Regions from separate parts of the Homo sapiens genome. Here all the other regions are linked to region 3. Evidence: chromatin contacts called from ENCODE Hi-C or POLR2A ChIA-PET data. All regions are on one chromosome and are shown on one strand. The core of a region is the stretch at or near the end of the contact, and the rest is flanking DNA. Distances in the headings are between cores, read along the strand shown.

Region 1 (3,731 bases), core at 1,208-3,707, 370 kb before region 3:
CTTGCCCAAACTGAACCCTGTTCTATAAGATCAAAAGACTCATTCAGGGTTTTTTCTATTTCACAACTCCTCTGACAGTTCTCCAGCACTATTCTTTTGGTCTTTGAAAAGCGCATATGGCCTCCCTGCCGACCCTGACACGCACAGCACTGAGAGAAGCGCTCACTGTCCTCTGTCCGCTTCTGAAGTCCTGTGGCCAGAGAAGTTCTTTGTCAAAGCCATGATCCTACCACGGTCTATGTCACATCTTCCCACATTTTCAAAAGCTTTAGAAATTTTTAGGTGCAACAAGAAGGTAATGAAATCCACGTGGCTAAACTGATAGCAGAAAACATGAAAAGGATCTATCAGTGAATCTCAAGGCTGTGCCTAATGGGTCTATAAAGCAGCTGCTGCTCTGAAAAACCCACTCCTCAGAGCCCATGAGAGTGTCCAGCCTGGAGTACACCAACCTCATCAGGGGATTAGGGCAGCTTCTTTATAGACGAAGACATGAGCCGTCTGGTTCATGATGTTTAGAAACCCCTAGTAAAAGTGTTACACAGATGCCAGTTCTGCTTGTAAGGCTCAGTCACTTCTACATTGAACTCTTATGTTTTTTTGGGTAAAAAAAAAACATTAAACACATTTCTCCATTGGATGATCTATGCCCAAATCATAAAAATATTATGCTGGTCCATAAAAATGAGTCTGCAGTTAGGTCAAAACTTTCCATTCACCATAAATGCTCAAAATGTTTAGTAAAAGAAGACTTTCCATCCACCGTAAATGCTTCATTCCCCTTTCTAGCAGTTATAAATTACTTCAAAATTATCAATTTCCTGTTGGAACAAGTCAGACTGACTCAGATAAAAGAAAATCAGAACAGGGAAAAAGCTATCAGTGGCACAAGAGGGGAAAAAGGGAGTGGAAAAGAGAAAAGAAATAGGCTGAAAAATGAACTCCAGAATTAACTGAAAACTTAGACCAACTGGTCCATCCAAAAATGAACAGGAGAGACACAGAACTTGAATGCTATCTTAAGGGTACAGGTTGGGAAGGGAGGAATGGCTACAAACCAAGACCACAAGTCAAAACCCCAAAAAACACAGGTCATATACTCATGTTAGAGTCACTGCTAAAGGACCTCATGGCTGGCCAATGAGATTAGAAACCGTGGCTGACACTGTACACCAGCCCAAGTGTTCAGGGAAGGCACGTGACTGCCAAAGCCACCTAGAAGGTAGAAACCTTATGTGGAGATTTGCTAAGTGTACACCCCATGAAAACTGCACACTTGGTTTAGGGTCCAGACGCAAAGGCTGCCGTAGGACAGGGCACACCACTGAGCACACAAGTGTCTTTGGAACACGTACGTGGGGAGTGTTCAAAAAGAAAAAGGGAACATACTTTTGGGAAACTGAGAAACTTGTACATCCTTCACTGATTTTTCTCTAGATTTCTGGCCAACAGGTAACTTTAGCAAATATAAAATGTGTATGTTTTGAAGCTATTAATGGTTCATTATGAATGGACTCACATGGAGTCCAAAAGACAAAGGAAATGGTCTGTGGTACCATGTAACATAGGGACTCCCAAACCTGAAGATCTTCCAAGGGAGAGATCTGCAGAGAGCCCCAGCTTCTGCCTTGAGACCCCACAAAGAGAAAAGCTAAATAAGGCTGTAGACAGTGGAGGAGGGGAGGGAGACTCTGTATTTCCACCATGCAAAATGGAATTAATCCAAGTTCTAACCTGAATAGCACATAAGTCAGGCTTGCCAACATTGTATCTGATTTGTGACCTAGCATTTATATCACAAAGGACGTTCAGGTACTTTTTGTAATTCCAAAGGCAGCCATGCAATGTCCTTCCAGGTTTACAAAGAAGAAAGGCGAGGTGACAAACCAGCTCCCTGCAAGCCAAGCAGCTCATCTTGGTGGCATCCACTCTTACACTCAATTCTTGCTGCTCTAAGCCAGTCCTCTTATTAGAGCAACTGTTCTGCCTCCACTATGGTGCAGGCAGAAACTTTTCTTATCTTCTCAAGCATACATAGTCTAACACTCCCAAATTTCCCCTCTATGTGCAACAAAGGAAAATAAAACATAGGGAGAAAAAAAGGTATCAGAGTTTCAGAAAATCCTCAAAACGTTGTTTATACAGAGACTTGGCAGAGACTTGGCAACAATTACAAGAGACAAAAATGCCATACCTGCTTCATCTCCCCAATATGGATGTGTTCTTTCTGTTTCTCTTCATATAAACATCTCAGAAAAGAAATAATCAATTCATTCTCTCGCTGCTCATTTCTCGGTCTCAATTTCTTTAAAACAAAAATCAGAAACAGGATTTATTTTTAATCGTCAACAATATTGCTAAGCCGTCTTTTTAAATGCTAACAGCTTCCATCCACTAAACTAGTGCTTTTACTCAATCATCTCACCAGGGGGCACCAATGATCCTAAAAGTAGAGAGAATTTTTAAAAAGGAACAGTGGAGCCAGTGGGCCAGATTTAGCTTTTCATCTCTGATGTCCTCCCATCTAAAAATGAATCTTTAATATCAGATAGAGACACAGTCAAAATGTTTAACAAATAAATAGTTTTTAAAACAAGAGGAAAAACACAAAATCCATATAAATACCCAAAGGTCAGGGGCCATGATGACCAAACATTGACAAACTCTTAGGGAACGGGCAAGGAAAACAGCAACGGGATTCAGTGTCATAATTTCCTATGTCGAATGTGTTCACCGTGAAGCACTCTGTGGAATCCCCATGGGGCACCCCCTTCCATACAAAACTTCATGGCATGTACATTTCTTTCTTCTTTCTTTAAAAAAAAAATTCTCTCTATGCCTTTTAACTTTTAGACAGGGTCGTGGCACAGCACACTGGACCAGAAGTCAGGACATGTAGGTTCCGGCTGCTGCCGAGAAGTGTGAAGCCAAGCCCCTTAATTCTAGCTTCCCTGTCTGCTGAAGTGAGGATGGTGCACAGAGGAAACTCTATGGTCTCCTCCTGCTCCCAAATGCTTTGGATTTGAAATGCCAGAGTGAATTTTTTTAAAGTCCACCTAATTTAATGTATGATTTTATCATATATGAAGAAAGTAAAATGAATTGTTTTGGGATACACAAAGTTTTTAGTCTATAAATTTTGAAAATACATCTTTTTTTATGTTGACAAGTATCCATTGCCTGTTCCTCCCCTCTCCCTACTCCAAATTTCCAGACTGTTCTTTAAAACAAATTCAGTGACATAAATGGATCAACTACACAAGGATCTGAATCTGGGTCAACACCACTCTTGGTCACTTCTTCCCCAGCTAACTAAGGAAGCAACTTTACCCTGCACATAATAAGCATTCAAAGCAAAGGTAACACTAACCCAGACTTTCTGACAGTCCTTTCTTAAAGAAACCCAGTCCTTTCTTAACGAAAAAGATTAAAGGTAAGTTGTTCTTGTTACTTAAGGAAAGGATAGTTAATGATTAGAAGGGTTTGTTTTCATTGAGGCCTTCCTGTTCTTTCAAATTTCGGACTGAAATATTAAATATTTTGGAGGCTACAGCAGACACTCTCAACCTGGACTCCAGGCTGTGAACCCCAATATTACAAAATTTTACAAGTTATATGCAAAAAGTGGATTTCTCTGGAGAAAGTGGGCATTAGATTCTCAAAAAGGAAAGTGGCAGTAATGCCACAATCCCAACTTAACACTGCTAGATCAAAGGGTTATGGGTACACTG
Region 2 (3,758 bases), core at 392-2,891, 300 kb before region 3:
AAGGAACTGCATATGCTACCCTGAAAGGATTGTACGTATACTGGGCATCAGTAATCTTTTTTTTTTTTTTTTTTTGAAACGGCGTTTCCCTTTTGTTGCCCAGGCTGGAGTGCAATGGCACGATCTCAGCTAACCACAACCTCCGCCTCCTGGGTTCAAGTGATTCTCATGCCTCAGCCTCCTGAGTAGTTGAGATTATAGGCATGCACTGTCACACCTGGCTAATTTTGTATTTTTAGTAGAGACAGGGCTTCTCCATGTTGGTCAGGCTACTCTCAAACTCCCTACCTCAGGTGATCCACCCGCCTCAGCCTCCCAAAGTGCGAGATGACAGGCATGAACCACCGCACCCAGCCAGGCATCAGTAATTTTTAACATCTCCAAGGTGTTTCTCTCATGCAGTCAGAATTGAGAACCTCTGCAGACAGAATAGTCATTGCTCAAAGACACTGATAGTTTCCAGCCCTGATTGTCTATCAGAGTCACCTGTAATGGGAAGGTGGCCAAGTGAGAGAGAGAGTAGAGGGTCTCAGATGATTGGGCTGTTTTGGAGCAAAGGTCAAATTCTCAGAGACCTCAAAGAGCAAGCAGGTCATATAAATGTGTGAAGAGGGCAAGGTGTGAGAGGATAAAGAATGAAGTAACTACAGCATCTTAGAGAATGCATTCTCAATTATTAAAACACTCCACCTAGCCAAGTCAAATGTGTCAGCCCACTGAATTCAGCCACAGAGGTCATTATTGGTGTTGACCCATAATGTTGACTCTGGGTTTACTTAAAGCTTAGAAATATATTCTAGCAAGTGATTCTGATTATCAGCCAGGATCAAGAACCACTCTTACAGTTTTAGATCCTTTACTTTAAAATATATATATATAGTTGCTCTGTGGAAAGCAATAGGCTATCCAAATAGGACTGCAGAGATCTAAACACGATAGTATCTGATATGGTTTGGCTGTGTCCCCACCCAAATCTCATCTTGAATTGTAGCTCCCATAATTCCCATGAGTTGTGGGAGGGACACAGTGGGAGATAACTGAATCATGGGGGTGATTTCCCTCATCCTGTTCTCATGGTAGTGAATGAGTCTCATGAGATCTGATGGTTTTATAAGGCAAAACCCTTTTTGTTCGGCTCTCAATTCTTCTCCTGTCTGTTGCCGTGTAAGATGTGACTTGCTCCTTCTTGCCTTCTACCATGATTTTGAGGCCTCCCCAGCCACGTGGAATTGTGAGTCAATAAACCGCTTTCCTTTATAATTACCCAGTCTTAGGTATGTCTTTATTAACAGCATAAGAATAGACTAATACAGTATCCCTACAGAAATCTCAAATTGTTGTCTAAGTAACTTTAAAAGGATGCTTTAATGTCTCACCATCTCAGCACTCCTGAGACATTAACGGAGGACTTGAAAGGCAGGGGGGCCGGTCTGGGAACTGGAAGAGTTGCTTCCCTACTAAGCCTGACCATATCCCCACCAAAACAAACCCTGACACTCCTGCCCCAGCTCTTCTGCCAATTTCTTCTTTTGAGGAGGAACAAGAAGCAAGGGCGGCAAAACCTCCTGTAAGTTTAGGAGGTGATGCCAGGCAGGCTGCCCTCTAGTGGGGGGGGCCAGTGAGGCAGGGACACATGCAAAAGAATGACCTCACTCTGCCAGCTTGCTCCTCCCCACCCTAAGACCTGGTTAAAAATAGAGCCATTGTAATACAAACTCTACAAGGAAGTTCAACTGGGTTTCAAGTGAATCAGAACCACTTGGCAATGGATCAGGAATTCAGTTCACAAATATGAATATTCATTAGCACCTATTTTGGAAAGCCACAGAAGTCCTTGCAGGAAATAGCAAAATGGAGTCAGACCAGAATCCTGCCCTCAAGGGGCATAGAGGGTAGCAGGGAAGCTCAGGCAGGGAAAAGAGTGACAAAAGCCTGAAGTTATTTTCCCTCAAAGTCCAGGTGAAGCTTCGATGAGTTCCCAGAGGAAGGAAAATAACTTCAGGCTGCAAAGGAAAACCCAGCTTCCTGGCTGGTTTCAGGCCATTTACAGAAGGTGGAGAGGGAATGGGCTTTCCAGGAAGAAGGATCCGCATGGAGAAAGGCTTAGAAGATTAACGTTCTCTGGAAATCAGGCCTTGCATAGGAGGAGATAGGACAGAAATCAGAGCTTCATAGTGGAGAGGGAATGTTAGTGTAAGTTTGATGATATGCAATCATCTCTTACAAACAGAAAAATTTGTTTCCAAAGAAACCCATATTTGCCAAGGATAATACCAAATCCTGAAAATCTAATACTAAAAATCCCTCTGCATAAATTGAAAACATATATGCCCATGTAAAAATGTGTCCATGAATGTGCACAGCAGCACAACTCCCAAGAGTGGAAACAACCCAGCTGCCCTTCAACTGATGAATGGATCAACAAGATATGGTATATCCACACAATGGAATATTATTTGGCTATAAAAAGTAATGAAGTACTGATACATGCCACAGCACTGATGGACCTTGAAAGCACTATGCCAATTGAAATAAGCCAGTTACAAAAGACTGCATACTGTATGATTCTATTTATATGAAATATCCAGAACAGGCAAATCCATAGAGACAGAAAATAGACTAGTAGTTACCGGGGGCTGGAGAGAGGAGAAAATAGGGAGAGACTGCTAATGGGTGCAGGGTTTCTTTTTGCAGTGATGACAATGTTTTGGAATTAGATGGTGATGATGGTTACATTAATATACTAAATACCAAAATTTGTGGATTTACTAAATACCAAAATGTTACAGAATGTAAATTACATCTTAATTTTGGTAAATCCCGCTGTGTGATGATGATTGAATGACTTTAGGTAAGTTAAGTCACTGGGCCTTTGTAATAATGGATCCCACACTTAAAAGGGATAGTTTTGGCTGGGTGTGGTGACTCATGCCTGTAATCCCAGCACTTTTTGGGAGGCTGAGGCAGTGGATCACCCGAGGTCAAGAGTTCAAGGCCAGCCTGGCCAACGTGGTGAAACCCCATCTCCACCAAAAATACAAAAATTAGCCAGGCATGGTGGTAGTGGATGCCTGTAATCTCAGCTACTCCAGAGGCTGAGGCAGGAAAATCACTTGAACCCAGGAGGTGGAGGTTGCCATGAGCCGAGATTGTGCCATTGCACTCCAGACTGGGCGACAAGAGCGGAACTCTGTCTCAAACAAACAAACAAAAACACAGATAAAGCACTGGCCTATAGTAGATGCACAGCAAATTTTGGCTGTAGATGTAGTGGTGGTAGTAATAGTATTAGTAGTAGCAACAATGATTGATATTGGAATTATAGTGTGAATGATATGTCTTAAATGTAGAAGTAAAACAAATGATGGGCTGGAGGCCTCAAGCTCAGAGCTGGGTTTATAGACACACAAAATAGGACAGGACACACAGTTAAGATCAGAGAAGGGATTGTGTGTGAGCCAAAATTCACTCCAGCATGGTGGGCCTGCAGGATGTGTCTTGATATTTTCCTCTCCCTTTTTATGAGTTGCTGTGTCTAACAGCAAGACTGTGCTCCAATTGTTACTTTAACTCCATAAGCCAAGCCACAAATCGTCCAAGTGTCTCTGGTACATTCCTATCATACTAGCTGGGCAGAGACTTGGTACACACAAGCATCACTTGCCCGCCACACTTTCAACAGTTTAGAAATTCGTCCCCAGGCTTGGGTCCTGCTCACTCACACATGGAACTCACACTCCCTCTCCCAACCCCACACC
Region 3 (4,174 bases), core at 1,139-3,638:
GGGGCTCCTCACCTCTCAGACAGGGCGGTTGCCAGGCAGAGGGTCTCCTCACTTCTCAGACGGGGCGGCCGGGCAGAGACGCTCCTCACATCCCGGACGAGGCGACAGGGCAGAGGCGCTCCCCACATCTCAGACGATGGGCGGCCGGGGAGAGACGCTCCTCACTTCCTAGATGGGGTGGCGGCCGGGAAGAGGCGCTCCTCACTTCCTAGATGGGATGGCGGCCGGGCAGAGATGCTCCTCACTTTCCAGACTGGGCAGCCAGGCAGAGGGGCTCCTCACATCCCAGACGATGGGCGGCCAGGCAGAGACGCTCCTCACTTCCCAGACGGGGTGGCGGCCGGGCAGAGGCTGCAATCTCGCCACTTTGGGAGGCCAAGGCAGGCTGCTGGGAGGTGGATGTTGTAGCGAGCCGAGATCACGCCACTGCACTCCAGCCTGGGCACCATTGAGCACTGAGTGAAGGAGACTCCGTCTGCAATCCCGGCACCTCGGGAGGCCGAGGCTGGCGGATCACTCGCGGTTAGGAGCTGGAGACCAGCCTGGCCAACACAGCGAAACCCCGTCTCCACCCAAAAAATACGAAAACCAGTCAGGCGTGGCGGCGCGGGCCTACAATCGCAGGCACTCGGCAGGCTGAGGCAGGAGAATCAGGCAGGGAGGTTGCAGTGAGCCGACATGGCAGCAGTACAGTCCAGCTTCGGCTCGGTATCAGAGGGAGACCGTGGAAAGAGGGGAGAGGGAGAGGGGGAGGGGGAGGGGGAGGGGGTTCCTTTTTTTCTGTGCATACCTCCTCCCTTTTTTGAAAAACATTTTGTGATTTTACTGTGAATAATTAAAATAAAAGGAAATGTGGGGAATGCTAAGACACAAAACACTAAAGAAAAAAAATGACTTATAATCTTACCACTTTGATAACATTTTGATGTCTTTTTTTTTCTTATAAAAACTGGGACCATTTAAGCTCTAAATACTGCTTTGTATGTGTTTTTTTTTCACTTAACATTTTTCATTCACAATTGAGATCATTTTGGACAAAGTGGGTGATGACAAATCTGATCCCTTCATACAAAGTGTTTCTATTGTTTTAAGAGTGCAAAGGAAGTTTAGGATTTCTGAGAAGTAACCAACTGTTTCATCAGTGTTATATGTAGATCAGGGTAGCATTTTAATTTTGTATCTTACAAATGGCAGCAGAATTACTTTTTAACAATTAGCACTTGGTTAAAAAAAAAGATAAATTGACTTGGAAAGAACGTAACTTTTAAATGTACCTTCTCTTCCTAATAACTGACTCACTAGGAAATGCCATTCTGTCATTGTAGATTTATTGCTGTGTTACAGGGATAATGATTATCTGTAGGTTTTCTACCTTCTCTAACTCTACTACGTGAACCCTGTAGTATCTATAATAGAGATGAGCTATGGAGAATCCCATTCCATGGACTTTTACTGAATGTTGAAACTGTGAGCCCTCACATTTCAGCAGTAATGGAGCAGAGTGTGGAGTTCTGGAGCCAGGCTGCCTGGATTAAAGTCACCTTTGATACTTGCTACCTGTGTGACCTGGCATAGGTTACTTAACCTCTCTGTTCTGTAGTTTTACATCTTTAAATGGGGCTGGAAATAATAGAAGCTACCCCATAGAGTTATTGTAAGGATGAAATGAGTTAATATCTGAAAAATGCTTGAAATAGTAACTGTACACATTATACATCAATATGTGACTATTATTAATAGTATTTTTTTCTGTGTGTCTCACTGGTTGCTACTGGTTTTCAGAGTTCTTGTTTGGGTTTCATGCTAGTGACATTCATTTCTCTTCTTTAACATTGACTTCCCTACGTCTAGGGTTTTCCTGGTTACTTCTGTTCAATCTTTCCTTCGTTTGCCTTTTCTGAAGTGACCTTTATTTTCTTTCCTACTCCCTCCTTTACTTTGCCCTTTCTCTAACAGCAGTAGCGGGGACTTCACACCAGGGGACTTCAGCCGGGACAGATCCTTGGAGCTCAACATTTACTCACCTTCCTTTTCCAGTTCCTATGTTCTCAGAAGCCAGCCCACGTGCCTGTCTTGCAGGAACATTGCCCGACCTAACCTGTGACTAATTGGAAAACCCTTCGTTTAGGACTTTTGTAGTTCTCTGTTTAGTCATTATCTGCTTCCTGTTCCTGGAAGGAAGAGAAACACTGGCTTGCATGTGGGGATGTGGGTGCCTGCCTGGCCTTGTGGTACCACCTGAGCAGTGCTGTGTGGTCGCTGCTCACTCACCCCCAGGGCTTATCTTTTCTGCACCCCACATTTAACACTGCCCCTTCCAGCCCAGCTCATGTGATTCCTTGTCCTTTTCTGGATGTTTGATTTTATATCCCCAGCTGAGCTGTGAGCTTGGTGAGGATAGCAACTGCTTTGCTCTTATTACCACAGATAATAATAATCACAGCAATAATGGCTAGCATTTATCAAGTCTTAACTTGGATAAACCCTAGTAATCTCATATAAGGCTTAGAAACTATTATTATTTTATGGATGAGGAAACTGAGGCACAGAGATGCTAATTGACCTTGCCTGGGGCTTCACAGCTAGGAAACAAATTGAACACAGTGCAGCCAAGAAAAAAGCCAGTTTCTGCTTTTGCTTCCATGCTTCATAGGGAGTAGTCTTGCTTCAGAGTTGGCCCTGCGTGCAACAGACCTTGGTTCAAATGTTGGCCCAGCCATTTCCCAGATGAGTGACTTCAGCTTCAATACTTTGTTCTTGATCATCTCCATTTCTAAGATGGGTTTAATATTAACACCTATCTCAGAGTTGTAGAGATAAGAAATGATAATGTAAGTAAAAATTCCAGTAAAGGTTAGTGGCTGTTAGCAGTTGGTGGTAAAGTAGTTGAGCATCCTAGAGGCCCTGGATCTGGAAATCATAAACCCCCAACACTCCACAGGGGCATCAGTCACCATCTCTCTTTCTCCCTCTGCCTGGTCGGGTGCTGGGCCAGTCTTCCTTTCTGACGCCCTTGCTTCCCTCCAGCCAGCTCAGCACCACCCATTTTTTCCCCATGTGATTAGTTTATGTCCTATTCTGCAGGGTAGAAATGACTTGGCTGGACTTCTAACCCTGACAGGTGCCAGTTGTGCCCAGAAACCAGGGATCTAGCTCCCCAAGGACTGGTTTCCTGCACCAGCTCTCTGTAAGCTTCAGGGAATTCACTGATTTCCTAAAGGAGCACCCCTTTGACCCCATTTCTTCCCGTTGCTACTGGAGACAGGCTGAGATGGCGTGTTTCCTCCTATTTGATGGTTTTTTTCTGGCCCTTGCTACTTAGACTTCCTCCCATAGTTTAAATAATTTCTAACCTAGTTCTTGGTTGGCCTCTTGCAAGGAATATACATGAACAGTTCTGTTAGGACTCGCAGCCACGTGGAAATTGGGCAGTAGCCTTTGGTGAGGTTGTGTAAGCTCGGATTTAGCGTCCCCTTATGGATCTGGCAGTTGGGGATGAATTGGAGTCCTGTGAAAATCCAGTTGAGAGCTAGTTCCCCAAGCTGGGTTTAGGAATGTGCTGCTATTTATAGCCTTTCTTTTGGATCTTTGCAAACTGGAAACTTCTGTTGATTTCGATGAACCCAGGAGCATGCTGGTATATTTACATCCTTCAGAAAGGACTTACCCAACAAGGGGGTGAAGCAGTGGGGTGTATCAGTTGTCCAGCTCTGAAAAGAATCTACTTATTTATGTTTGTAAAAACTGTTGGCATTTGGCAAATGGGGTGTAAGTACACTGGATATTCTGTTCTACCAAATAGGATCTTAACAAAACTGCTTATAAAGTTACTGTGAACTTGGGGACTTGATTGATTACCCAGGAGCCCTTCTGCAATGAGAGAATTTGCTTTCACATATAACATTGCTGCAGCAGATGTTTCAGGCACTCCTACTGTGTTGCAGGAACTGTGTTAGGGATTAGAGGTACAAACCTTCACTTCCCCACCTCCACTTAGGGAAAGAGGTGTTTGACTTCAGTCAGGGTTTTCCGGCGAGTTCTGTGTCCTGCTGGGATTCCTGCCTTTGACCGTGGTATGTCTGAGTGGTGCGCTGTTGTAGTGAGGTGGGTGGGGAAAATGTCCTCCTAAGCTTTGGTTCTTCTGCTTGGCTCATTTCTCTGCCTCGACCCAGTG

What was found. A loop is a pair of places that touch in the nucleus more often than their neighbours do. ChIA-PET counts read pairs that join two places held with the same protein, here RNA polymerase II (POLR2A). Pooled maps may share reads with other maps.
Region 1: a map of Right ventricle myocardium inferior shows a loop between it and region 3 (2.8-fold over the local background). The contact joins two enhancer-like sites. A Hi-C loop is called at or near these places in 1 of 168 maps with a recorded cell type or tissue (Right ventricle myocardium inferior). POLR2A ChIA-PET finds 5 or more read pairs at or near these places in 1 of 52 experiments (T-cell).
Region 2: a pooled map of heart left ventricle shows a loop between it and region 3 (1.8-fold over the local background). The contact joins two enhancer-like sites. A Hi-C loop is called at or near these places in 2 of 168 maps with a recorded cell type or tissue (OCI-LY7 and endothelial cell of umbilical vein), 4 of 37 single-sample maps with no recorded cell type and 6 of 50 pooled maps.

Annotation. Positions count from the first base shown.
Region 1 is chr4:38,034,162-38,037,892 of GRCh38, reverse strand. It overlaps TBC1D1 (TBC1 domain family member 1), which reads right to left. Exons shown (of 22, transcript NM_001396959.1): 8 at 2,195-2,305. Among named protein-coding and RNA genes, the nearest start is that of PTTG2, 76 kb to the right of the region's middle. Within about 2 kb of position 2,457, at least 2 of the 41 ENCODE cell types and tissues checked have a DNase peak (open chromatin) inside an H3K27ac peak, as active enhancers do.
Region 2 is chr4:37,968,799-37,972,556 of GRCh38, reverse strand. All of the region lies in intron 2 of TBC1D1 (TBC1 domain family member 1), which reads right to left. Among named protein-coding and RNA genes, the nearest start is that of PTTG2, 10 kb to the right of the region's middle. Within about 2 kb of position 1,641, at least 8 of the 41 ENCODE cell types and tissues checked have a DNase peak (open chromatin) inside an H3K27ac peak, as active enhancers do.
Region 3 is chr4:37,664,797-37,668,970 of GRCh38, reverse strand. The region is part of intron 1 of RELL1 (RELT like 1); the gene reads left to right. Among named protein-coding and RNA genes, the nearest start is that of RELL1, 19 kb to the left of the region's middle. RefSeq lists enhancers at 1,863-2,420, 1,703-2,902. Within about 2 kb of position 2,388, at least 21 of the 41 ENCODE cell types and tissues checked have a DNase peak (open chromatin) inside an H3K27ac peak, as active enhancers do.